Linked DNA regions of Homo sapiens: all the other regions are linked to region 2. Evidence: chromatin loops called from intact Hi-C (ENCODE). Cell type or tissue: endothelial cell of umbilical vein. All regions are shown on one strand. Each heading gives the region's core, and the rest is flanking DNA. Links, peaks and the distances in the headings are about the cores only.

Evidence for each region. A loop is a pair of places that touch in the nucleus more often than their neighbours do. Peaks named below come from ENCODE experiments on the same cell type or tissue, not always from the same donor. Only the 100,000 strongest peaks of a DNase experiment are listed, where the experiment ranks them.
Region 1: it touches region 2 in a loop (6-fold over the local background); 15 of 110 quality-filtered maps call a loop at or near these places.
Region 3: it touches region 2 in a loop (4-fold over the local background); 3 of 110 quality-filtered maps call a loop at or near these places.

Annotation. Positions count from the first base shown.
Region 1 is chr6:148,141,001-148,149,105 of GRCh38, forward strand. No RefSeq gene overlaps it. Among named protein-coding and RNA genes, the nearest start is that of SASH1, 200 kb to the right of the region's middle. RefSeq lists an enhancer at 5,431-6,630. In endothelial cell of umbilical vein, for the core only: a CTCF peak has its summit at 4,119 (motif pointing right); DNase peaks (open chromatin) are centred at 4,141 and 5,901; H3K27ac peaks cover 2,019 bases.
Region 2 is chr6:148,460,955-148,469,059 of GRCh38, forward strand. It overlaps SASH1 (SAM and SH3 domain containing 1), which reads left to right. Exons shown (of 20, transcript NM_015278.5): 5 at 7,591-7,631. Among named protein-coding and RNA genes, the nearest start is that of SASH1, 120 kb to the left of the region's middle. In endothelial cell of umbilical vein, for the core only: a CTCF peak has its summit at 3,991 (motif pointing left); DNase peaks (open chromatin) are centred at 1,267 and 3,957; H3K27ac peaks cover 1,717 bases.
Region 3 is chr6:148,363,933-148,372,037 of GRCh38, forward strand. The region is part of intron 1 of SASH1 (SAM and SH3 domain containing 1); the gene reads left to right. Among named protein-coding and RNA genes, the nearest start is that of SASH1, 25 kb to the left of the region's middle. RefSeq lists a silencer at 727-927 and enhancers at 2,614-3,490, 3,491-4,366. In endothelial cell of umbilical vein, for the core only: no CTCF peak of the experiment used is centred there; a DNase peak (open chromatin) is centred at 3,599; H3K27ac peaks cover 4,963 bases.

The DNA.
Region 1 (8,105 bases), core at 1,085-6,084, 320 kb before region 2:
TATATCAATGCTATATTGCTTATAATTATGTAAGTACTGTTCACAGCTGAGTCATGTAGTTTACTATCATTTTCTTTTTTTTTTTTTTCTTGCTCAAGGTTTTGTTTTCTCTGGAGTTAATCATTTCCTTGGTCTCTTTGCATGTTTGTTTGCTTCCTTTTCTTTTTATTCATCATGAATTCAGCCCTAACTTTTCTAAAAGAACTATACAAATTTTTCCTAATGTTGTCAAACCATCAGATAATAAAATAACTTCCCTTTTTGTTTGTGGAAGCATTCCTTCTAAAACCCTTGCTCTTTTGCTGCACCCTACAAACAATATATGTTCTGGAAGCTACTATCACCATCATTCAGGGAACTCCCTTCCCTTTGCTCCCATATGGGATTTCCTGTTTCCCTGATTCCATCTCTTTCTGTCATGTGACTTGCTCTTTCATTTTGGTGGTGCACACTCACCAGCAACGTCCTGAGAATAAATACAACAGGGGCAAATTTTTGTGTTACTATTACTATTCTGCCTGAATATGATTGTTTTGAGTACTGCATTTGTTAGTTAGATCAATATTATATTCTAGATGGCACATCATTTTCTCTTAGAATCACTGAAATCTTTGCACTATTTTCAAGCTTCCTAGTGGTACTATTGTTCAAAGATATTTTGATACCCAATTTCTTGTATGTGATTTAGTGTTCCCTGCCCCAAGAAAAAACATTTAAAGAAGTTCTCTGTAAACCGTAAAATTTCACAACAATATGCCTTGGTATGAATTTTTCTTATTTATTGTGCTACTCTTGTGTGGGCTCATTCAATCTATAAATTCCTGTTCCTCGTAAGTTTCTTCTCTCTTCTTTATCTGGCTTTTTGAAACTCCTGTTAGTTAGATATATGATCATATCTCATCTATGGTATTCTAGTTTTCTCATCTCTTCTCTTCTCCCCTATTTTTCATCTTTTCGGCTTTTTTTTTTTTTTTTTTTTTTTTGGAGTCTTGCTCTGTCACCCAGGCTGGAGTGCAGTGCAATGGTGCAATCTTGGTTCACTGCAACCTCCACCTCCCAGGTTCAAGCTATTCCCCTGCCTCAGCCTCCTGAGTAGCTAGGATTACAAGCACCTGCCACCATGCCTGGCTAATTTTTGTATTTTTAGTAGAGACGGGGTTTCACCATGTTGGCCAGGCTGGTCTTGAACTCCTGACCTCAGGTGATCCACCCACCTCGGCCTCCCTAAGTGCTGGGATTACAGGCATGAGCCAAAGCGCCCAGCGTGACTTTTTTGTTTTACTTTCTAGAACATATACTAAACTTTGTCATCCAGCTTTTCTATTAAAGTTTTAAATTTTTTTATTATTATTAGTGTTTTCATTTCTTTTTAAAAAACTTAATTGATATGTTACAATTGTACATATTTTGTGGGTGTCTGATATTTTGATACTTGGGTACAATGTATAATGATCAAATCAGGATAACCAGTTTATCCATTACCTTAAACGTTTGTCTTTTTGTGTGTATTGGAATCATTACAATTCTTCTAGTTTCTTCTCTTCTTTTGAAATTTCTAAGAGCTCTTTCTTATTGTTGTGTGCTTTTTGTTTCTTTCTCCTTTTTGTTAATGAATGCTTTCCTCTTATAACTTCGTAAGGACACTAACGATAATCCTTTAGGAAATTTTTTTCTGCTCTCTGAATTAATCTGTTTCCTCTGAGTTCCATCTAATGTTTTGGAGTTTTCTCACAAGTCCCATGACCTTAATAGCCCATTTGTGTCTAAGAGAGAAGTGTTAAAATTCTGATCAGATGCTCTTTGTGCACAAATGAACTTCATGTCTTACCAGTGGACCTAGACATTGCTTTGGAAGACCCCAAGTATTAATCCCCCCCATCCCCTTGCTGATCCATTGCCCCTGAGTAAAACACTCTAACCTCCCCTGAATAGAGGTTATCAACTCAGATTAGTAGTTGTCAGACAATGTTCTGAGATGCAAATGGGGCACAGAGGTGGGAAGGACATACCTTCTCCCAACTCCTGTGTTTGCATGACCTGTCTCCTTCCCATTTCCACAGCCTCTGTGATTCCTCCTCTCCAGCAAGTAAACCTGCTTCCCCTGGGAGCTGAAGGGACTGGCTGGGGAAGGAGGATGGAGGGTTCAACTGCACCAATTCAGCGAGTTCCATTTCAACTCCGGGCACCTGTGGCTTCCAATTCCTAGGACATGCTGGAGTTCTTTGGTGCAAAACACATAATTTCTTGTTGACACTCCACTACCAGCCTTGAGTTTTGGGTTTCTTCTCTCTGCTCTGTCTGTTACTCCCTGCGTTCAGCTGTCCATGTTTCAGAATTTAATCACCTTGTCTGCTCTCTCATTCTCTCTTATCCCTTGTGTACTTCCATTATTTTTGTTATCTTTATTACCTTTTTAGAGAAATTTGGACAGAAGCAAAGATAAGCACAGGGGTTAACCTAGCATGGCTTAATTAAAAGTTTCTCCCTCTCTTGGATTTATACTACTTATTTTCCACACTCAAATATCCTTGAGTTTTCTTTCATGTCACAGTTATGTTCTGAGTGATGTAAGATATTCCATGGGAAAAGGGGGGTTCTATGGTCAAGGAACAGGGTACACTATTCCCTCACCTCTTGCTTCTAGTTTCCTTTGTGACATCTGAAATATTATGTTCTTTATTCCGATTTAATTTTTGGTTGTTGATTATGTATCCCCAGCTATCATGTAAGCCCCCTGAAGTTACAACACAATGCTTGCTTGTGTTTTCTATTATGCTTGCAGACCACCCTTTAGATAGATATCTGTCACTCCTGCTTAGAATGTGAGCCCGTTGGACAGGGACAGTTCCTTATCCATCTCTATCCTCTGTATCCCCAGCACCTGTCAGAGTAGCTGTAATATCACAGGGATCACTGAGTGTGCTGATAAGTGAGTGGGTGCGTGCTTTCTCCTACATTTCATAATCCCTTTCTCACTGTGTGTCTGGGGAGAGTCCCTGAAAGCACAGTAGATGCCGTGGCATCTTTCAGCTGAAGGATTTACGTGCTCCTAAATGCGAAATCATCTAATACTGAGCGTTCTTCCCATACAGTAGGACAGAGGCCGGGTAGTGATTTGGGGAAATGGTATGAATTCTGCCTTTTTCTCCTCACCCATGCACATGCCAGCCCTTAAAGAGTATCTGCGTGGTCACTCCAGCCAGACCCCCTGCAGCCCCCCAGTCAGAAGCCAGATGGTCTTTCTACTTCTCTGAAAGAGAGGAGTGTTTCTGGTAGTCCTAAGGTAAACCTCAGAATTCATTTTCCTGGACAAATAATTTTATAAATGGTTGGCCAACTTTAGTAGAAATGGTACTGTTAGTAAAATATTTCCAATTCAATCTGGGTTAAATTGATTTTAGGGGTTACCCTTGGAAACGAATTATCATATTTTAAATTTTTTTCTGTGGGAAAATGTATTTTGAGTTCCAAATGACTAAGTTATATATACACTTTAGGAACACTGCTCACTCGTATGTTAGGGACTGATTATATTGTATTTGTAGTCCATCTGGGGCTATGAGAACAAAAAGAAAATCAAATCATCAACTGGATAATATCACCACTGAGAGCAACAAATCTAAAGTAACAAAATAGTCCATAATATGGAATATCACATCAGAATAAAAATGAATGTATTTTACACAGTTTGTGATATTTGTGGGCTGGCTTGGTGTCTGCAAGAAAGAATGTCTCATAAAATTGTACTGAGTGGGTCTAATGTGAGATTATGTTTGATTCTGTGCTAGGGCCTGAGATAGTATAACTTAGTTATGAGTCCAGAAAAAAGTGATGATGGGCACTTTGCCATTTACCACCTATATAGAGGCCTGAATCATTACACAGTGTATTTTTTAAAATCTTTTGAAGCCTTGTGAATGGACTAAAATTGACTTGGTGGTGGAAGATGGAGCTCAGAGGTTAGGGTCCTCTCTCAATTTTGTTTTGTTGCTTTTTTATTTTGATCACATTAATATGGTCATATTAATAGTCAACTCAATGTTTCAAAGCAAAATGGAGATGGAATTCTGGACATTCGGAGTTCTGGTGGAACAAACACTTCACACCAGGGGGCGCAATGGAGCCACGGCCTTTTATACACACAAGCACATTGATGATGTCTAAGAGCAGCGACTGGGAGGAATAGAAGAAAAGGAAAAACGAAATAGGAGAGTGTTTCATAAGAATAAAGTCTACAGAGAGACTAATTTCTCCTAAAATTAAAATCATGCTACCACAGGCTTTATGTCCAATTATATGTCATTTGAGTGGCCTGAATACTTTTTACTTCATGATTTATAGATCCAAAAATAGGTACAGAATGAACGTATGTTTATTTTGCTAAAGACTTTAAGAATTCCGTTACCGTTATTGTAAAATAATTCAAAATCATGAAACAGATTCATTATAACACCAGCTCATTTAGTTATTATTTAGAGACTATATATGTATAATACTTTAAAAGGTATAGTTGACATAAAAATTCGATGTATTTATTAGGTACAACATGATTTTTCAATGTAAGTAAACTTTGTGAAGCAGTTGAAGCAAGCTAATCAGGGAACATATATTAACTCAATACTTTATTTGGGCCAGACACTGTGCTAGCTGCAACCTTTAAATTAATTATTGGGGCTACAGTGCTTAATAAAACCAGTTCATAATCTGTTGCTGCTGGAGTACAAAAAGTTGAATGACCTTACAAATTCAGTATTTCTATATTTGTCACTATTTTTTTTATTGCATATGTTGTTTCCTGGGTAGTCCTAATATGTTATATGAGTTATTTTATGCTTATATTGTGACTGCATTTTTAATTGAAGAAACATTTGCCATCTTTCACTTTTTAAACTAAAGCCAAAATACAGGTATGCTTAGCAGTTTATTGTTTTCAAATTTTCAAATCAGGTAAATTTGATTAATTTCATTTAATAAATGAAAAAGAGATTGGGTACGGTGGTTCACACCTGTAATCCCAACACTTTGGTAGGCTGAGGCAGGAGGATTGCTTGAGGCCAGGAGTTCGAGACCAGCCTGGGCAACATAGAGAGATGCTGTATCTCCAAAAAATAAAACAATTAGCCTGGTGGCGCACTACTGTAGTCCCCGCCACTCAGGAGGCTGAAGTAGGAGGAATTGCTTGAGCCCAGGAGTTCGAGGCTGCAGTGAGCTATGATAGTGCCACTGAACTCCCATCAGAGTGAGAGAGCAAGACTGTCTCTTAAAAAAAAAAAATGAAGAGAGTAAAACATTATGCCAAGTTACTAACCAGATACTTGCTAAAAGGTAAATGATAGATTTAAAAATATAAAAAGTCTTTGACTCTTAGTATCCCATGGAAGCACAAAAATTCACAGTGGTTTGTAGATGGTGATAATAATTTTTTTTTCTTGGCATCTCTAAGAATATATTACCTACCATAAAGATTGTATACTGTCAGGAAATAAAACATTTTAAAATAATATTCAAAAAAACCTAGTCTCATGAGAGGCAAAAGTTTTCAAGTATTAACTACAAAAAGTTCAGTTGGAAATTTCCCCGTCTTCCGAGAGGTGTCATGAGCTGAGTCAGCTCCTAGCTGTGACCTTCATGTGACCTCATACATCACCTTCACCTCTCTCAGAAAATCTATGTCTTCATTCTTAAAGATAAGGACAATAACCTGCTTTGCATTGAGGAAGAAGTCAATTAAAAGATGAGATTACCTGTGTGTAAGCATTTTGTACAGAGGAAGCACTTTTTTTCTTCCTCTCATTATCATCATTGCCTTGACTCATTTCCTGTTGTGCCCGGAAGGCGGGGGCACCTGTGAAATTAGAATGCAGCAGGGCAGGGGGTTTTCATTGGCTCAGTTCCCGCTGGTGCTGCTAGGTAACTTTGCTCATATCCTGTCTGGAAGGACAGACAAGGGTCAGACTGGATGCAGGCTGGGACACCATCAGCTTCTCACAGTTGCTTTTTCTCTCCCCATCATGGGTCTGGCCTGCTCTTAGAACTGAGTCATCGCTGATTATTCTCCCAAACACAGGAAAATCCAGGATACCCTAGCGTACCCACTTTTAGGTGCTGACACATTGCAAGCCTCACACTTCATCCATGGTTTTAAGGATCACCTTGAACCATGGAAACGTGAGGGAAGCGAGAGGAAAGAGGCGGTGGGCGGCTCTGGCAGCAGGTGTTTTCATCAGGGGAGACCAGTTCTTCTGGGCCGCATCCCCATCACCCTTCAGACTGATGAGCTCTAAAGAAGGGATTTGCTCTACAGTGTGTCAGTTAAATGTAGTAATCATTTTTCTTCGAAGGAAAAAGAGGCAGGAAGAAGCACGTGCTCACTCACCAGCATTACAGCTTTTGCTCCCTGATCACAACAATAGATTTGGGCTGATTTCCTATTTTCAGGCAATCAGTGATGGGAGGAGAGGGAGCCATTAGCAGGTGCCCTAGTTGACCTTCAGCTAAATTATCGTCCCTTTCCCCTCCTGCCTTTCTTTCAATACAAGGAGAAGGGGAAGGGGGGGAGAGTAGCTCTCCATTTAAAAAAAAAAAAGGAAAAGGAAAGGAAACAGGTGCGTGGTCAGAGCTATCTAGCAAAGGGATTTAATTGATGGTGACAACAGCATTCTTAATCTGACAGCTGTTTTGGTTGTTTCATCCCTTTGTGTCATCGAATAGGAAAATAACTTATTAGAGCTATTCATGTCAGAGATAGTCAATAAATATCAGTTGGACTGTAAGTATATGGGATATTGCTTGAAAAAAATGAGGGTTTTTTGTTTTTTTAACTTTTTTTAAAATCTGTAATGTTAAAGGCAAAGGTGCAGTCTAGTCAGCTTTGGCATCCCAACACAGTTCCTGGAAGTAGTTTTTCCAAATAAAGCACTGCAACCAAATGACAATCAGCAGATTTCAAATACATATTTTTTGACTCTTGCTCTGTCAGAGATGGCCTATCCAAAGAGAAGATGGAGATCAGAAATATTGAAAGCTCAGTTCAATGTCATCCCAAATAAATATCTCTCAGGCTGTGCAAATTAGTTACCAGTAAGTACAGTTTGAAACGTGGATAGAAGTACATTACTTTCCAACAATTGGTATTGAAAATAAAGCTACTGACAAATAGAGCCATTTATGGAGATTGGATGTTCTCTTGTTATAACTTTTGGTGCATTTTATATCACTTGGGGAAGACTTAGAAGTGTTTTTCAGTCGTGCTGTGTAAGACGAATTCTTCCTAATAGCCTACCTCATTGTTATTACACGTGAGTTCAGCATGAGTAGTCAAGGAGGTAATATCACTGCTAATGGCACTCAGTGCTAATGGGTATTGGGGTAGCTTAGGTTAACATAAAAAGCAGTTAGGTAAAGTGTGGGGCAGGCCACAATTAATCTCAAGTAGAACCCAAATAAAGACGAAGACCATAAACATCAATAATTCTCTAGTAGTTCAAAGGAAGAAAAGTTGAGAATTCTTTTTTTGTTAAATAGTTTTAACTGCAATATGGAAAATCCCCATATCATTAAGTTCTTGATGTCAATTGACCTATAATAAGTCCTGATGCTCATTACACATAATGATCATCTCTGTGAACTTTCTAAATTTACTGCTAAAAGTTGAAATCAAGCTATAGATTAAAAGACGATCAATATTCTATAGGTTTTCATTAATGCATTTTATAAAGACAACATCTTTTGTTTTCATAAAATGTTCGATACATATACATTTTATATATAGTATATATAAATTTATATATGCTCAAATTACAAAGCAGAATTATAAAAAAAAAATGAACCCATTACTCCACTTAAGAAGCAGAACATTACCCACACTGTTGCGATTTTCTGAGAGTTCCCTCTCCATTCTTATCCCTCTGCCCCAGCTAATTGCTATATCCTGTTGTTGTTGGTTTGTATGTTTTTAAAAAAATTTCCATCCACTTTGTCATTCATTTTTTCATTACCTTTATGGTTTCCCATGCACCTATGTATGTGTCGCTAAACAATATACTGTTTGGCTTTATACTTTATAAAATATGTAATACTGTGTATATTCTTTTGTTACTTATTTT
Region 2 (8,105 bases), core at 1,169-6,168:
TACTTGGTGGAATGGGAACAGCGAGTCTGCTGGAGAAGACTAAGTTCGTCAGTTTGGGACTGCTCTGTGAATAGTTACAAGAAGTAACATTTCCTTGGAGCTTCCCCAGTGCCAGACACTGCGCAAAGCTCTTAACATTCACTGTCTCATGTGATCCTCTTAACAGTCCATTAAGGGGTACTGTTTTTATCATCACAACTGCACTTAGAAAGACAGTCAAGGCTTAGATTGGTGGCAGCGCTGTCATTTACCCCTAGTTCTGCCTGACTCCTGAATGTGTGTGCTGGGTCAGGCCATTGTCTTGGTTTTGGTATTGCAGACACCTGCCTTGTTCATTTATAAAGGTGACCCTGTAACAAAAAGCCAGCAAGTTCAGGCTGGGAATAGACTGTGAAATGAAAGAAAAAACCTGTATGGGGATTGTTTTGACCGGCTTGACAAAATGTCACCCATGTTGTCATTGATATTGATTATTCCTGGAGTTCTAACAGTATGCCAGATTTTGGCAATAGAATTGCTTTTCTGTCTCAGCCAGTGAATTCACAAGCTAAATCATGGGGCCAAGCAAGAGAGGTGCATAGGGCATGGAATTTAAGGAGGCAACTCACTCCCTGCACCTGCCGGATTCTGAGAGAATCTTACACCAAATCAACACCAAATCTGTAAGAGGTGACCTCTTACAACTTGGGCTATCTGTGTCTCTCTGGCATCATCCAAGTCCTGGCCCTGTGGCTGGAGAAAGGGTGACTCTTGAGTTTTTATGGCAACTAGTGGATAGTATGAATTGAATTTTGTTTCATATCTATTTCTCTTAAACAGAGGAGATAGGTTTGTGTGATAAAAGTATCTTTGATACCCAAAGGATAGAAAGAAATATTAAATTGAGGAATTACTTCTTTAACATGTAATGATTTGTCATGAAAGGAGCAAAATATGAAGGTACAGTTATCCATACTTAAGTAGGACATAAAGAAAATGAAAATCTTAACTACTTCTTAATGTAAGCCCTTCAACCTTTTAACCTTCCCCTGCCTCCCCCTGTACATGCACAATTCAGTAGCACAGATGTGTCAGGCTTTTTTTTTTAAATGGTGGAGAAAAGGCTGCTACTGGCTTTCGGGACTGCCTTGGCAGGCCTGGGATGATGCAGGAAAAGACCCAGACACAGCAAAAGACCAGATTTCAAATTCAGCAGGAAATCAACTAATGGAGAAGTTGATTTCCTGAGACTCAAGATTAAGGAACTTTGAAAATCCCTTAAGTACAGGTTTTCCAGTAACATATAGCATATGTTCCTTTCTTGGAAATGAGGTTATAACCACTTTCCTTTCTTTTTCTTTTCTTTTCTTTTTTTTTTTTCTTGGTTATAATGAAGTTTCTGGACAGCTCATCAAAGCCAAAACATGAAGTGTATTTTAGGAATTTGTTTATGCTTGGCCATTCATTGCACTTTTCTGGTGTGCTGGACTCAGTATGTAGAAACGAGATAGAGTTGTCTTTGTCTGGATGTAGCTTAGACTATTTGTATATAAACAGAAGAAGAAAAATGAGTTTGAGCCATAGTATTTGGCTTCCTTTCCTTCTAGAAGCAGATAGGGGGGTCTTGCAATAGCCAGATAGTCAATTCCTGAAAAGTGTTCTTGGAATATTTAGTTCTGATACTTCCATAGACCATGGTGAGGTTTGGTGTTGAAAACTTTCTGTTTTTGCAGGTTCTTCTGAGTATCATTTTAGCAATTTACTCAAGAGCTGGGCCAGTATGTAATGGTATCCCCTTTCTGTCTATCCCTTAAATAATAGAAAAGAAGCATCCTGTTAAAGAATGTATACAATTTGGAATTCTGTTATACAAATGAGGAGGAGTCTGGGGAAGAGGGTGAGGTGTTGAACTCAGGAGTCAGAGACGTGGCCACCAAGCCCAGTTATGCCCTTGCCCAGCACGATTGGACCTCAGGCATGTCATCACTCCCATCTCAGTGACAGTCCTATTCTGTGATGGGGGGTAATGAGAGTATTGCATTTGAGAGGTGGAATTCTATACAAGTGTAAAGAATTTCATGTTGACCTGTGTTGTGTTCCTCCTCCTACTCTATGGTCTTACGAGGATCTCCACTGTAAAGCAGTAGACTCACTGGAAAAGAAAATATGGCAACCTAGAGTTTCCACTGTGTGGAGTGAGAGACTGCAATATAATTTTTTTTTTTTTTTAAGATGGAGTCTCACTTTGTCACCCAGGCTGGAGTGCAGTGGCGCAATCTCGGCTCACCGCAACCTCCACCTCCTGGGTTCAAGTGATTCTCCTGCCTCAGCCTCCTGAGTAGCTGCGATTACAGGTGCTCTCCACCACGCCTGGCTAATTATTGTATTTTTAGTAGACATGGGGTTTCACCATGTTGTCCAGGCTGGACTCGAACTCCTGACCTCAGGTGATCCACCCGTCTCGGCCTCAAAGTGCTGGGATTACAGGGTCAGACACTGCGCCCAGCTGCGATATAATTTTTGTAAAACGGAGTTTAATAATATTCTAACCAGAAAGGTAAAGGAGCACTCTGCCTTCTTTTCCTTCTCCCACTGGCTGCTCCTCCTAAGTCTCATTGCTGGGCCTCACTTTCTCTTTATGACCACTAAAAATCGGGTTGCCCTGGAGCTCAGTCTTCATAATGTTTCTCTTCGTAGTGTTCAGTCAGAGCTTAGAGTATGCAAGTCACTTACAAATTCTTATCTGCAGCTCTAGACTCACATGTCCAACTGTTTCTTTACTGTCTGCACAGGGATGTTTAATAAGCACCGCACACTTAGCATGTCCAAAGGGGACCTCTTGTTCCCTCCCCTGCTGTTCCCCTGCCCAGCTTTCCCCATCTGGGGAAGTGAATGTTATTTCATTATTTAGGTTTCTGCTCAGAGAAGCCTTCTCTGTCCCATCACCTCAACTTCTCCTCACTCCTTGACTCTGCAGTCGCCCTTCTTGAATCTGTCTTGTTTATTGCTATGTTCTCAGGACCTCAGAGGATGCCTGACTCCTACTGAGAGGTGAATAAATAAATACTGAATGAAAGAATGAGTGAAAATGAATACACAAAGCAATTTAACAAAGAATTTGTTAAAGACAGAGGTAGGAGGAAAGAAACCAGTTCTGGGGATACTGTCTCTTAAATTATTTTTATTTTTCAATGGGATTGATAAATTCCTTAATGTAGGAATTTTCTTAAGTGAATTTTGCCTTCAGGAACAGCTAAAGCAGTTTAGGGATCTTGAGGAAAAATGTTGACACTTAAGCAGATAGATTTGGGGTCTTAATAGTAGGAGTTATTGATGAACAAATATTTGCTAAGGTTCAGTTCTGAGACTTTAAATCCAATACTTGATGATAATTAAATGTTTAAATGGATTTTTAAAGCACAGCAGAATATTAATTATTGCTTCCTGGTCATCAAAATCCATGCTGAAGTTACCATACTTTTTACCCATTGACAATGAAAAAGATGAGTCCAAAGAGCAGATCCAGCTCCAGCGCCCACCATCCTCAGGCCTGGGGCTTCTGGCTGGAGGAAGGAGGTACTACTACCAGGAGGCCTCTTTGGAGCTGACGTCTGAGCATTAATTTCTTCCACCAGGAGATTAGTAAATGACCCCTTCCACCTGCTGCCATCCACTTTTGGACTTGGGTTATATCATTGATTTTTGCTCCTGCTGGATGAATTGTAATAATCATTCTCAAGGAGAAAGGAGATGGCATTTTGCACTGCTTCTATGCCAGCTTCTGTTTGCAGGGAGAAAGTCACTGCATCCAAATTCACACATTGAATTTGGATTCAACGTAAAATTCAAAGGATTGTAAATTTGATGAGTTGGGGAGCCTCACGCTTATGAAACATGGGCTTGTTATTCTTTGGCCAGCATCTAGGTGGTGAACTTGTGAAATTTTAAAAACAAAATCCCACTCACCACAGCAAGATGAATAAAGAAACTACAGTGCCATCTGCTGGCATCCTGGGGAAGTTCAAGCAATGCCTGGGCCAAGTCCAAACCGGAGGATAAAATTATTCAAAGTGTGTGGTAGTTTGAAGACAGTAGATTAAAAATAGTGAAAATATTGTCAGTCATCATTTCAGAGAGGAAAATGCAATCACATTTTGTGCTAATGGTGTAGCAGTGGGAGCGTACATTTTTCTGCAGTGTACTTTTTGAAGTATTTTGATGACTTTTAGGGAAAGTAAAAATTCACAATTTGTGTTTTCACTTATTACATAATAAGTTTTATCCTGAGGTGGGGATATTTGGTCCATAGCAGTTAGGTCAAGACTTCTCTAGTCCTGGCCGGTCACGGTGGCTCATGCCTGCAATCCCAGCACTTTGGGAGGCCGAGGCGGGCAAATCACCTGAGGTCAGGAGTTCAAGTCCAGCCTGGTCAACATGGTGAAACCCCGTGTCTACTAAAAATACAAAAATTAGCCAGGCATAGTGTCATATGCCTGTAGTCCCAGGAGGCTGAGGCAGGAGAATCGCATGAACCTGGGGGTGGAGGTTGCAGTGAGCCGAGATCGCATCACTGTACTCCAGCCTGGGCAGCAGAGTGAGACTCTGTCTCCAGGAGAAAAAAAAAAAAAAAAAAGACATCCCTAGTCCTTAGGGTGAGGACAAAAATACATATGGGGCTCCCTGTCCCTCTGGTGGCCCCTTACAGAAAACATGTTTAACCAGCTGCAGACCCCAGCCCGCTGAAGTAAGGTGGCAGCTGCACAGTCCCATGACTTGAAGTGCAAAGTACAGCACAGTAAGATTTTTTAAAAAAATTAAGAAGCTAAACTTAGCAGAAACCCTTCTTTCTTTCTGAAGGATTTCCTGCCTCAGTCCCCAGCCAACTAGCTTGCTCTTATTTTGCTCCCACTTCTCCCGTGGCCCTGAGCATGTTACATTTGCTGCTTCTCTTCCTCATTCTTCTCCTCCCCTTCCCCCTCGTCATTTCTTATGCTTTTTTGTTCCTGTCTCCCTCCGTCTCTAACCTGTGGCTCCCCTTCCTTCGTGTTCATCCATGTACCTTACTTGTGCGTTGTTCAGTACATTTTGGCTGAAAGATTTAAATTTTGAAATGGCTACCTCCTAAAAGCCTTGCAGGTAAATACAGGTATTTTCATTTTTGTGTGGATAGGAGGAAGGAGAGTAGGTCCTAGCCATGTTTTGGCACAATTTGGTGATAAGTGAGATTTTCCTTACATGTTCTGTATTCACAGCACAGGAATAAGGGGAAATAACTAGAATTCAAAACTAGCTCTTGTCCTCTCTAGCGGTTTCTCCCCTGATTCTGTTCTTAGCTCCGACTCTCCCTTAGTTTACAATAGAAAGCTTTCAGATTTTTGTGCTGGTCATCAACAGTTCTCTGCACTCAGCCGTGGAGAATGGTGGTGCTTGCAGGGCATGGGCCTGCCACTCAGAAATGGCACCCAGTGGTCAGCCCACACCAGTGCAGCTACACCAAAGGGTGGTGGCTTATTAAAGGCTGCTCTGCGTGAAAAAGCCTCCCTCCCCTCTCTCTGGTCACCTTAGATTCTCAAGGTCCTTTTATCCAAAAGGTAGGCAGAAAATCACTTTAGGTGATTAGGATATTCAATTCTTCTTCCTCTGAATGAGACAGAGTCTCATTCAGTCACCCAGTTTGGAGGTCAGTGGTGTGATCATAGCTCACTACAACCTCGGACTCCTGGGCTCAAGTAGTCCTCCTGCTGCAGCCTCCTGAGTAGCTAGAACTAGCACTATAGATGCATGTCACCATACCCAGTTGAACTTTTTAGAAGTTTTTTTTTTAAAGAGACAGTGTCTCACTATGTTGCCCAGGCTGCTCTCCTCCTGCCTCAGCCTTTGCTCTAATTTTTTCAGTGTAACTCATACCTGGCCTCCCACTTTCTTGTCTTCCCTAGCCTTCAGATGCAAAAATCACCTCTTCCATCTTCCTTCCTGGTGGTGAACTTGTAGTGAAGATTCAGGTTTAAATCCCCCAAGTGTCTGTGTCTCTTCTGATGCAGGTGCCTTCTTTCTGGTTTCCCTTGGCTGTAAGCCCAAGGATACTGTATTTTCCTTCTGGGATTTGGACACACCTAATGAAAGATTTTGCTCCACACTCTACTGTTCCCTGTTCCTTTTTTTTTTTTTTTTTTTTTTTTTGGTGATACAGTTTCACTCTGTTGCCCAGTCTGGAGTGCAATGGTGCGATCTTGGCTCACTTCAACCTCTGCCTCCCAGATTCAAGCAATTCTCCTGCCTCAGCCTCCCGAGTAGCTAGGATTACAGGCCTGTGCCACCACGCCTAGCTAATTTTTGTATTTTTAGTAGAGACGGAGCTTTGCCATGTTGTCCAGTCTGGTCTCAAACTCCTGACCTCAAGTGATCTGCCCACCTCGTTCCCTTTTTGATACAACCAATTTTAACTTTCTTTGGCTTTCCCGCTTTCTTTCTTTAAATTTTGTTTGTCTAAGTTTTTTTCTGGAGAAATGCTTAATGAACTGGTTTTGGGCTGTGCACACTTTTCAGATTATTTGGGTTAATCTGTATCTGCCTTCACAAACTGGCAGCCAAAGGTGTTGGGGTGGGAGGCAAATTCGATGCCCAGACATGTATTGATTAATTTGGACACATGTTTAAAAACATTGGTTTCTTTACCATCACTTAAAAATGTTAGAGCTCTTGTATAAAAATACAGATTTCTGGCTGGGCACAGTGGCTCACGCCTGTAATCCCAGCACTTTGGGGGGCCGAGGCAGGAGGATTGCATGAGGTCAGGAGTTCCAGACCATCCTGGCCAACATGGTGAAACCCCGTCTCTACTAAAAATACAAAAATTAGCCAGGCGTGATGGCGCATACCTGTAATCTCAGCTACTTGGGAGGCTGAGACAGGAGAATCGCTTGAACCCAGGAGGCGGAGGTTGCAGTGAGCCAAGATCATGCCACTGTACTCCAGCTTGGACTACAGAGCAAGACTGTCTCAAAAAAAAAAATGCAGATTTCTGTCTTCTTTTTGAACATTGGAAGATTCAGCAGGATGGACATTGCACTTGCCAATTGGCAGCAACCAACTGGAGGAACTGTGTACTGGCCGCCCCCTTTATTAGGGACACTCAATATCCTGTTGTGGGTGTCTCACCCGCCTCCCTGCCCCCTTTGTTTTCCTAGAGCCGACCACTGTACTCATCTGTGGGCCCAAGTGGCATTTGTGGTGCTGAGTTTATGTTTTCATTATTATTTGCTTTCTCTTTTCCTCTTACACAAGAGACTTCCCAATGGCAGTAACTTCACTTGTATTAGTAGTTCACAGAATGAAAGGTACTTCAGTGATCGTCTAGTGAAGTCTGTCTTCTTCATTTAATATTACAGGTCTCACCTTCGAGTGAGTCTTTAATAAATGTCGACAAATGGCACACGAGTCTATTTCTAGGAAGTCAGCAGATGGGTAGAAAAAGCCAGTGGTAAATAGCCTATAACAATTTCCCTGGCTGTATTAAGTAGTATTGATGCTGGGTCAAACTAGTTAGGAGGATTTTCAGTTCTCCCATGAAAGCAAGGCTCTCTGGTAATCTGATTTGTTTTTCTTTTCTAGGAACCCTCTTCATAAATCAAACTCAGAAGACAGCTCTGTAGGTCAGTACCACTTTTCTTGGTTTACCTATTTAATTATTTCAATACTTTATAGAAAACACGAATATGTGAAAATACAAAACCCACAAGAATCCTTCTACTCAGAAATAAACACTGTTAAGATTTTGATGTACATCCTTATTCTCCTTTTTCTAGGCAGTTTTAAAAAAATATAATTGTGATCATATTCTGCATACTGTTTTATAGTTTTTAACTTGAATATGTTATGAGCATTTTCCCATGACTGAATATTCTCTACGTTAATACAGAAAAATTAGAAGCAACCTAAATATCCAGCAAAGAATGAATTGGTTAATTAGCTTATGGCACATCCAATATGGTGGAATATTATGCAGACTTAAAAATTTACTGCTGCTATAAAAATCCTGGGGTCTGTGTCCCTAATAATGTCCTTAGGATAAATCCTTCAATTTGGAATTTTTTGGATCCAAGATTATGCATAATTAAGGCATTGTA
Region 3 (8,105 bases), core at 1,085-6,084, 97 kb before region 2:
ACTCTAATGGGACATACATTCTAAAAAGTTCTGATCCCTGAATAAATTAATATTAATGCCCACCATTCATTCAGAGTAAATGCATTGAGAGAAATGTCCTCACCAAGTAATATAAAAATGGAGAGTTAGAAAAATAAAATTTCCCAGCTCATCGGCAGCCCATCCTGTTGGTAAAGGACTGCTCCCTCTGGTCCATTACTGCCCATTACTTCCTCCAGCTCCACGTCAATGACTCATGCCAAAACCTCCATCACTTCCCTTTGGAGATTATTACACAGCCCAGCAGACATCCTATTAAGAAACTTCTTATTAGCAGAGGAAAAGGAAAGTTTTCACGTTGAGATCGAGAAGGAAGATGATTCATGGTCACGAAGGGAAAGGTCCCCTGAAGTCTTGAGAGATGGCTCACCACTGCTCCACTTTCCTTTGGGGACACACACACTCACCATTAGCTGTGGGAAGTCGATGGGGTGTGTGGAGAGGACCATACTCAATTAAAAGAATGACAGTGGAATCAGTAATTTTGAATCAAGCTCAGCGATGGATTACAAAAGCAAGAGTGTAGACTCCTAACTAATGTAGGGTGGAAGTTGAAACGTGAAAGTTGCCTGTCCTGAGCACGTTTAGAGTTCACAATTCAATATTCAAGAAGAACGTAAGGCTAGCAGTTGCTATAGTTGGGACAGGAAATGACTCAAGTCCAAAAGGAAGGTTTCTGTAGATACAAGGTCAAGATGAGAATAGGTTCTGCCACGGGAAATGGGAAGAACACAAGGATAGAGTCTGCATCATCCCCAAGGGTTCTGACCATAGGAAACATTGCAAAATAGTACAAATGAAGCATGGAGTCAAAGATACCAATATTAAAAAATTAAGAACATTCCATGATTAACAAAAATTTTCCCTCCGGCCGGGCACAGTGCTTCATGCCTGTAATCTCAGCACTTTGGGAGGCTTAGGAAGACAGATCACCTGAGGTCAGGAGTGGGAGACCAGCCTGGCCAACATAGTGAAACCCCATCTCTACCAAAAATACAAAAATTAGCCAGGCATGGTGGTATGTGCCTGTAATCCCAGCTACTTGAGAGGCTGAGGCAGGAGAATCACTTGAACCTGAGAGGCGGAGGTTGCAGTGAGCTGAGATCGTGCCACTGCACTCCAGCCTGGGCACCAAAGTGAGACTCTGTCACAAAAAAAAAAAAGAAAGGAGAGGAAAAAGAAAATTTTCCCTTCAAGTATTTCACTGTGTCAGGTACTTTGTGATCAAGCTAGCTCCCAGCTGTCATGCCTCATTATCATATGATTTACAACCCATGATTGCTTTTTTAAATCGTATGGTCTGTTGACATTGCAAAATCAGTATTTCTCTTCTTTGCACATTCTTTAGCACCTACTATTTGTATCAGTCATTTGACATTTACAGTATTTAGGAAGCCTGATGGCCATTTTTTGTTTTATTGGATCAAATTCTTTTACTATCTTTTTTTTTTTTTTAACTGAGACATCTTGCAGGGCACAGAGTTCTCTGCAAAGATATTGTTGGTTCTCCTGGTAGAGGTGATGAGGAGGGGGTCATACTGAAGTACATCTCATTCTTGCCCACCTCATGACCATATTTCCCTTTAAGAATTCAAATGATGCATCCTCCATGATCGATCCTTAAGCACCTTTGATGTCTTGCTCTCCCTTGCTGAAATGGCTCACATAATGGGAGCTTTAACTGAAGGAGAGATGGAGCTAGGAATATAAAGATCATTTTTGCCTGGGTGTAGTGGCTCATCCCTATAATCCCAGCCCTTTGGGAGGCTGAGGTGGGTGGATCGTTGAGCTCAGGAGTTCGAGACCAGCTTGCACAACATGATGAAACCCCATGTCTACAAAAAAAAAATACAAAAATTAGCCGGGCAGGGTAGCTCGTGCCTGTAATCCCAGCACTTTGGGAGGCCAAGGCAGGCAGATCACCTGAGGTCAGGAGTTTGAGACCAGCCTGGCCAAAGTGGTGAAACCTCATCTCTACTAAAAACACAAAAATTAGCCAGGCGTGGTGGCGTGCGCCTGTAATCCCAGCTACTCAGGAGGCTGAGACAGGAGAATTGCTTGAACCTGGGAGGTGGAGGTTGCGGTGAGCCGAGGTGGCACCACTGCACTCCAGCCTGGGGGATAGAGTGAAACTCTGTCTCAAAAAAGAAAAGAAAAAAAAAAATTAGCCAGGCATGGTAGCGCTGCCTGTATTTCCAACTACTTGGAGGGCTGAGGTGGGAAGATTGCTTGAGCCTGGGACATTGTGGCTGCAGTGAGCTGTGTTCGCGCCACTGCAGTCCAGCCTGGGCAAAAGAGGGAGAGCCTGTCTCAAAAACACAAACCAAAAAAAACCCATAGAGATCATTTTTGAGAAGAAGTTTAAGAAAGGTAGACACTGTGCTGAGGAACTTAGTTGCTAAGATATAGACACAAGAAAATATTGGATACTTGGAAGGAGACGAGCAGACAACAGAACAAGAAGAACTTCATTTAAAGTCTTGTCCGGACTTGGTGGGGCGATGGTGCATTTCTGGTGTCTGACTTGCAATGTCTGGATCCTGAGTATAAGCTCGGCAAGCATTTAGGTTTGGGCCTGAATTTTGTCATTTGTAAAACTAAAAGAAAATAGGGATTCCATTTGTTTTGTTTGTTTGTTTGTTTGAGATGGAGTATTGTTCTTGTTGCCCAGGCTGGAGTGCAATGGTGCGATCTCAGCTCACTGCAACCTCTGCCTCCCAGGTTCAAGCGATTCTCCTGCCTCAGCCTCCTGAGTAGCTGGGATTACAGGTACGGGCCACCAAGCCCGCGTAATTTTTGTATTTTTGGCAGAGACGGGGTTTCACCGTATTGGTCAGGCTGGTCTCAAACTCCTGACCTCCTGATCCTGCCCGTCTGCCTCCCAAAGTGCTGGGATTACAGGCATAAGCCAAGGATTCCATTTGGATACGCTTCTGCAAGTAATTTCCCTTCCTTCTCATCATCTTTGGGTTCTGATGGATTCTGTAACTAGTGGGTAGCTTTTTTTTTTTTTTTTTTAAGACTGAGTCTTGCTCTGTTGCCCAGGCTGGAGTGCAATGGCGTGATCTCTGCTCACTGCAACCTCTGCCTCCCAGGCGCCTGCCACCATACCTGGCTAATTTTTGTATTTTTAGTGGAGGCAGGGTTTCACCACATTGGCCAGGCTGGTCTCGAACTCCTGACCTCAGGTGATCCACCTTCCTCGGCCTCCCAAAGTGCGGGGATTACAGGCGTGAGCCACCGCACCTGGCCACAGTGTATCTTTTTGTTATTGTATTAGGTTGGTGCAAAAGTAATCGCGGTTTATAATTATGCTTCCTTAAGCTAAAAACTTAGGTGAGAACACACCTCAGTCCTTTTAGCAATCCTCAGTTGAGTCTGACCATGCACATTCTTACTTACAAGTTTTAGTTGTCTGAGCCACCGCTTAGCTTGGTTTTTAGTTGCATGGCTGCCAAAGAATTGTTTAGCCAGAGGCCCTGCGCAGGTCTGCAGGGAAACAGAACAAAACACATTGCTCTTGTTTACGTCCTCGGGCTGAACCACCCATTTCTCTGTAGCAGTCAGGATTTCCTCAGGAAGCTTTCCTTGGGGAGGGTGGACCAGGGTGAAGCAGGATGTGATGACACGCAGCCCTCCTGCCCTCTGCAGCCAGCTGAGGTGAAGCCTCTATCTGTATCTGGCCTATGCTTCCTAGTCTGTGAGTTACAAGTCCAGGTCTTCTGCCCCAGGTTGGGGTGATGGAGTTGGTGGGGATGGACGGAGCTGCTGCCCCCATCCCCCTGGCTCCTTACTTCCATTTCATTTTCTTATCTGCAGTGCTGGGGTGAAAAGCCCAGGAGGGGGACACCCCTCGGAGGCCTCGAGTGCCTGGGTGGCAGCGGCTGTGCCAGCATTTCAGTCACAGCTTTTCCCATGGGGCCTGTGGGTGGAGTCGTTCAGGGCTGCGGGGTCTACCGCAAGCCCAGCCTCAGGAAGAAATAATGGAGTGGAGGATGTGGCAATTTGGCCTGGCCAAGCACCCAGCCATATGTTTCCTCAATTCAGGTTAAGTGAATTATTCAACTGTACACTGTAGGCATCTCAGGAGTACTGTTAACTAACCCTAAGTTTTATTTTAAAATATTATGGGGTGGGGATTACTTTCTGTGGAAGGCCTCAGTAGATGGCTTTATAGTTTAAATAAGCAGTAAGGTTAGCTTAAGCTTGTTGTGTGCCCAACTGCAGTGAGCCCGTACTTCTGTGGTGGTGAAGGCAGATTTTGGAGTAGACAGGAATGGATTTGAAGCCAGGATCTGCTCTCTTTTTTCTTTTTTTGTTTTTTAGACAGAGTCTGTTGCCCAGGTTGGAATGCAGTGGCACGATCTCGACTCACTGTAACCTCTGCCTCCCAGGTTCAAGTGATTCTCCTGCCTCAGCCCCCTGAGTAGCTGGGATTACAGGCGCAAGCCACCACACTCAGCTAATTTTTGTGTTTTTAGTAGAGACGGGTTTTCACCATGTTGGCCAGGCTGGTCTCAAACTCCTGACCTCAAGTGATCCACCTGCCTCAGCCTCCCAAAGTGTTGGGATTACGGGTGTGAGCCACTGCTCCCAGCTAGGACCAGCTCTTTGTTAGCCATGTGGCAGTGGACATGGAACCTTCCTGCTTTGATGTCCTCATTGGTGTTGTGCATTAATTGAAATGATGTACAAGAATACCGACAATGTAGTATAGGTATACAGATGCTCAATAAATGGAAATTTTCCCCTTAATTCTCATCCTTCCAACCTCCCCCACATGCGCGCGCACGCGCGCGCACACACACACACACACACACACACGGGGTTCTATTTGTTGTCTGATATAGATACAAGAATCTTCCTGGGCTCTGAATCCACAAATATCAGGAAGTCAATAGAAGGCATTTAGCTTGTTTTACAAACTTGATCAAATGGAACAAAAACAAATAATTTTCAAGGCATTCATATGATGTGGGAAGTTGCATGCTGTCTCTTACTCTGGAAGATACGGATCCATTCACTTGTGGAGCTTTTAGTAAATGCCTGCCTTGTGCAACATTGTGGTGGAGCTGCAAAGAGTTATGAAGGAAACAGACACGTGCATTGGCCTGGCAGAGCTGTACGTGTTGGGGAGAGTACCTGGATGTGCTTAAGTGAAACAACTAGAAATCATCAGCGTGTGCAAGGTAGAGAGACTGGCTGCTTGTTCCAGGAATGCAGCACAGAGGGAGAATCTGTCTTTAGTGGCACAGCCTGCTATGAGAGGGGAAAAGGCTGTTTTGGAAGCTGGGTTTGTCATGAGTCTCTGGGACTTCTGCAGACTGTTTTCATCTGTAGTCACATCTGCTTCACATGTTGAAACTGTTTCTACTCAGGCAAAGGTGATTTCATTATGATGCAGGAAAGTTTTTTGAAGATAGTTTAAGAGTTGGTCATCATAGTCTATTAAAATGATAAGCAACAGTGGCCATTGTTAATGATAAGAGTAATCGTTATGGAGTTCTGGGTATCAGACACTGTTCTGAGTGTTCTACATGGATTATGTCTTTATTTGGCAGCAATGCAAATAATACCTGAGGCAGATACCTCTCTCCAAGACACAAAAAAAATTTAATAACTTTCTTAAGGTCAGAGCCTAGCATCTTAACCACTCTACCATACTGGCTGTTCCCTTTCCATGACAAAAAAACCCAACCTGGCCGGACGTGGTGACTCATGCCTGCGATCCTGGCACTTTGGGAGGCCAAGACGGGTGGATCATTTGAGGTCAGGAGTTTGAGACCAGCCTGGCCAGCATGGCGAAACCCCATCTCTACTAAAAATACAAAAATTAGCTGGGTGTGGTGGTGTGTGCTTGTAATCCCAGCTACTCAGGAGGCTGAGGCATGAGATTCGCTTGAACCGGAGAGGCAGAGGCTGCAATGAGCCGAGATCATGCCACTGCACTCCAGTCTGAGCAACACAGCGAGATTGTCTCAAAAAAAAGAAAAACAAAAAAAAAAAAAAAAAAAAGGAAAGAAAAACCCAACCCAAACCAGCAAAAACAAAAATCCAACCACCTCCTCAAAAAAAATTCTCAAAATAGATAATTTGTTAATAACAAATAGCATTTTTCTCTTTTGTAAGTGGAAGGCAGAGGTGAGGAAGGATAGAAGGATAGATCAAGTGAAAGTGACCTTTCGAATGTCCCTGTCTACACAAAGTATTCTGTGGCCTTTTAAGTCTATCTGTACATCTTTTATTAAAAAACAAATTGTGATATATAGACAAAACCCAAGACAACTCTAAAAAACAAGTAGGTAATTAACTATCACTGGAGATTTAAAGATGGTTGGCAAGATTTGGAATCAGGAGGAAATTTACACAGAACTGGTGTGTGGAAAGTTTTGAAATACTGGTCCCAGCATCTAGTCCTTGAGTCATCCCTATGTTAACACACTAGGTTGAAATATCTCAATTTCAGGTTTTTCCTTTTCTTGTCTCTTAACAGTGCCATCTTGGTTTTCTCCTATTAAATTCTCTCTTTGCTTTGGAGTCTCATGCTTTTTCAAAAATATATTCTGACCTGGCCAGGTGCGGTGGCTCACGCCTGTAATCCCAGCACTTTGGGAAGCCAAGGTGGGCAGATCACGAGGTCAGGAGATCGAGACCATCCTGGCTAACACAGTGAAACCCTGTGTCTACTAAAAATACAAAAAACTAGCTGGGCGTGGTGACGGGCGCCTGTAGTCCCAGCTACTCGGGAGGCTGAGGCAGGAGAATGAAGTGAACCCGGGAGGCGGAGCTTGCAGTGAGCCGAGATCACACCACTGTACTTCAGCCTGGGCAACTGAGTGAGACTCTGTCTCAAAAAAACAAAAGACAAAACAAAAAAACCCTACAAAAATATATTCTGACCTAATAAGGGTCTCATTTTTTCAAAAATATGTACTGACTTTATAAGGTATTCTCAAATGAGGACTAATACATGTTTTTTATGTAAGAAGTGAAACGCTGTCATGAAAACACAATTGGTGAAGGATCTTACCCAGTGCCTTGTGCTTACTGTCATTCTCTTGGCGATCTCCTTGAATGTTGCTGTGAGAATACCAGCCTCACAGAAGTGTGTTTCAGGAGTGGCCAATCTCCCTTCCCTCCTCCATGTTTTACCTTCTAAGGTCTTTGTTGCCACAGAGGAGGATGGGGAGAGAAGAGACCAATGTCACTGGGCTAATATTTAAGAGAAAATGAAGTTAAGTTGAAATTAACTGACTGATCTCTTTTTGGGCATTTTCTGAATTATATCTATGGAGCACCTAGTTGGCTATTCTTTTTTTTTTTTATCCAGGCTGGAGTGCAGTGGCGCAATCTCAGCTCACTGCAACCTCTGCCTCCTAGGTTCAAGTGATTCTCCTGCCTCAGCCTCCTGAGTAGCTGGGATTACAGGCACCCGCCAGTACACCTAGCTAAATTTTTTTTTTTTTTTGTATTTTTAGTAGAGATGGGATTTCATCATGTTGGCCAGGCTGATCTCAAACTCCAGACCTCAGGTGATCCACCTGCCTTGGCTTCCCAAAGTGTTGGGATTACAGGCGTGAGCCACTGTGCTCAGCTGCCTTGTTGGCTCTTCTGCAGTTTAGCATGAGAGTCATGTCAGGTCCCCACTGCCACTCTTGTCTGTAGGGAGGTGGGTACAGATCTGACTTGAGTTTAGGTCAGAGCCAGGATGTCCTCTGGGTTCATGGTGGTCCTAAATAAGGAAAGGCAGAGTGGGGGCAGGGAACCTCCTGCACTCAGGCCCCTCCATGCACCTGCCTCCCCGTGACCCAGGAGGATGGTGAAGTACCTGCCAGTTCTTGGAGGACAGTTAATTCTAATGGCCTACTGAGAATCTTTGTTTCCTGTATTTGTGGCCTGAGTTTGCTCCTGGAGGTCATAGGCCTTATTCTGGGATGTTTACTATCAGAACCATTTCCCCCAGTAGTAGTTATTCACTTACAAATTGCAAAAAATTATCCAGAGTTCTCAATGTAGATCATTTATGACCTGGCTATGCAAAATGCCTGGAAAAGGTCTTCACTCAT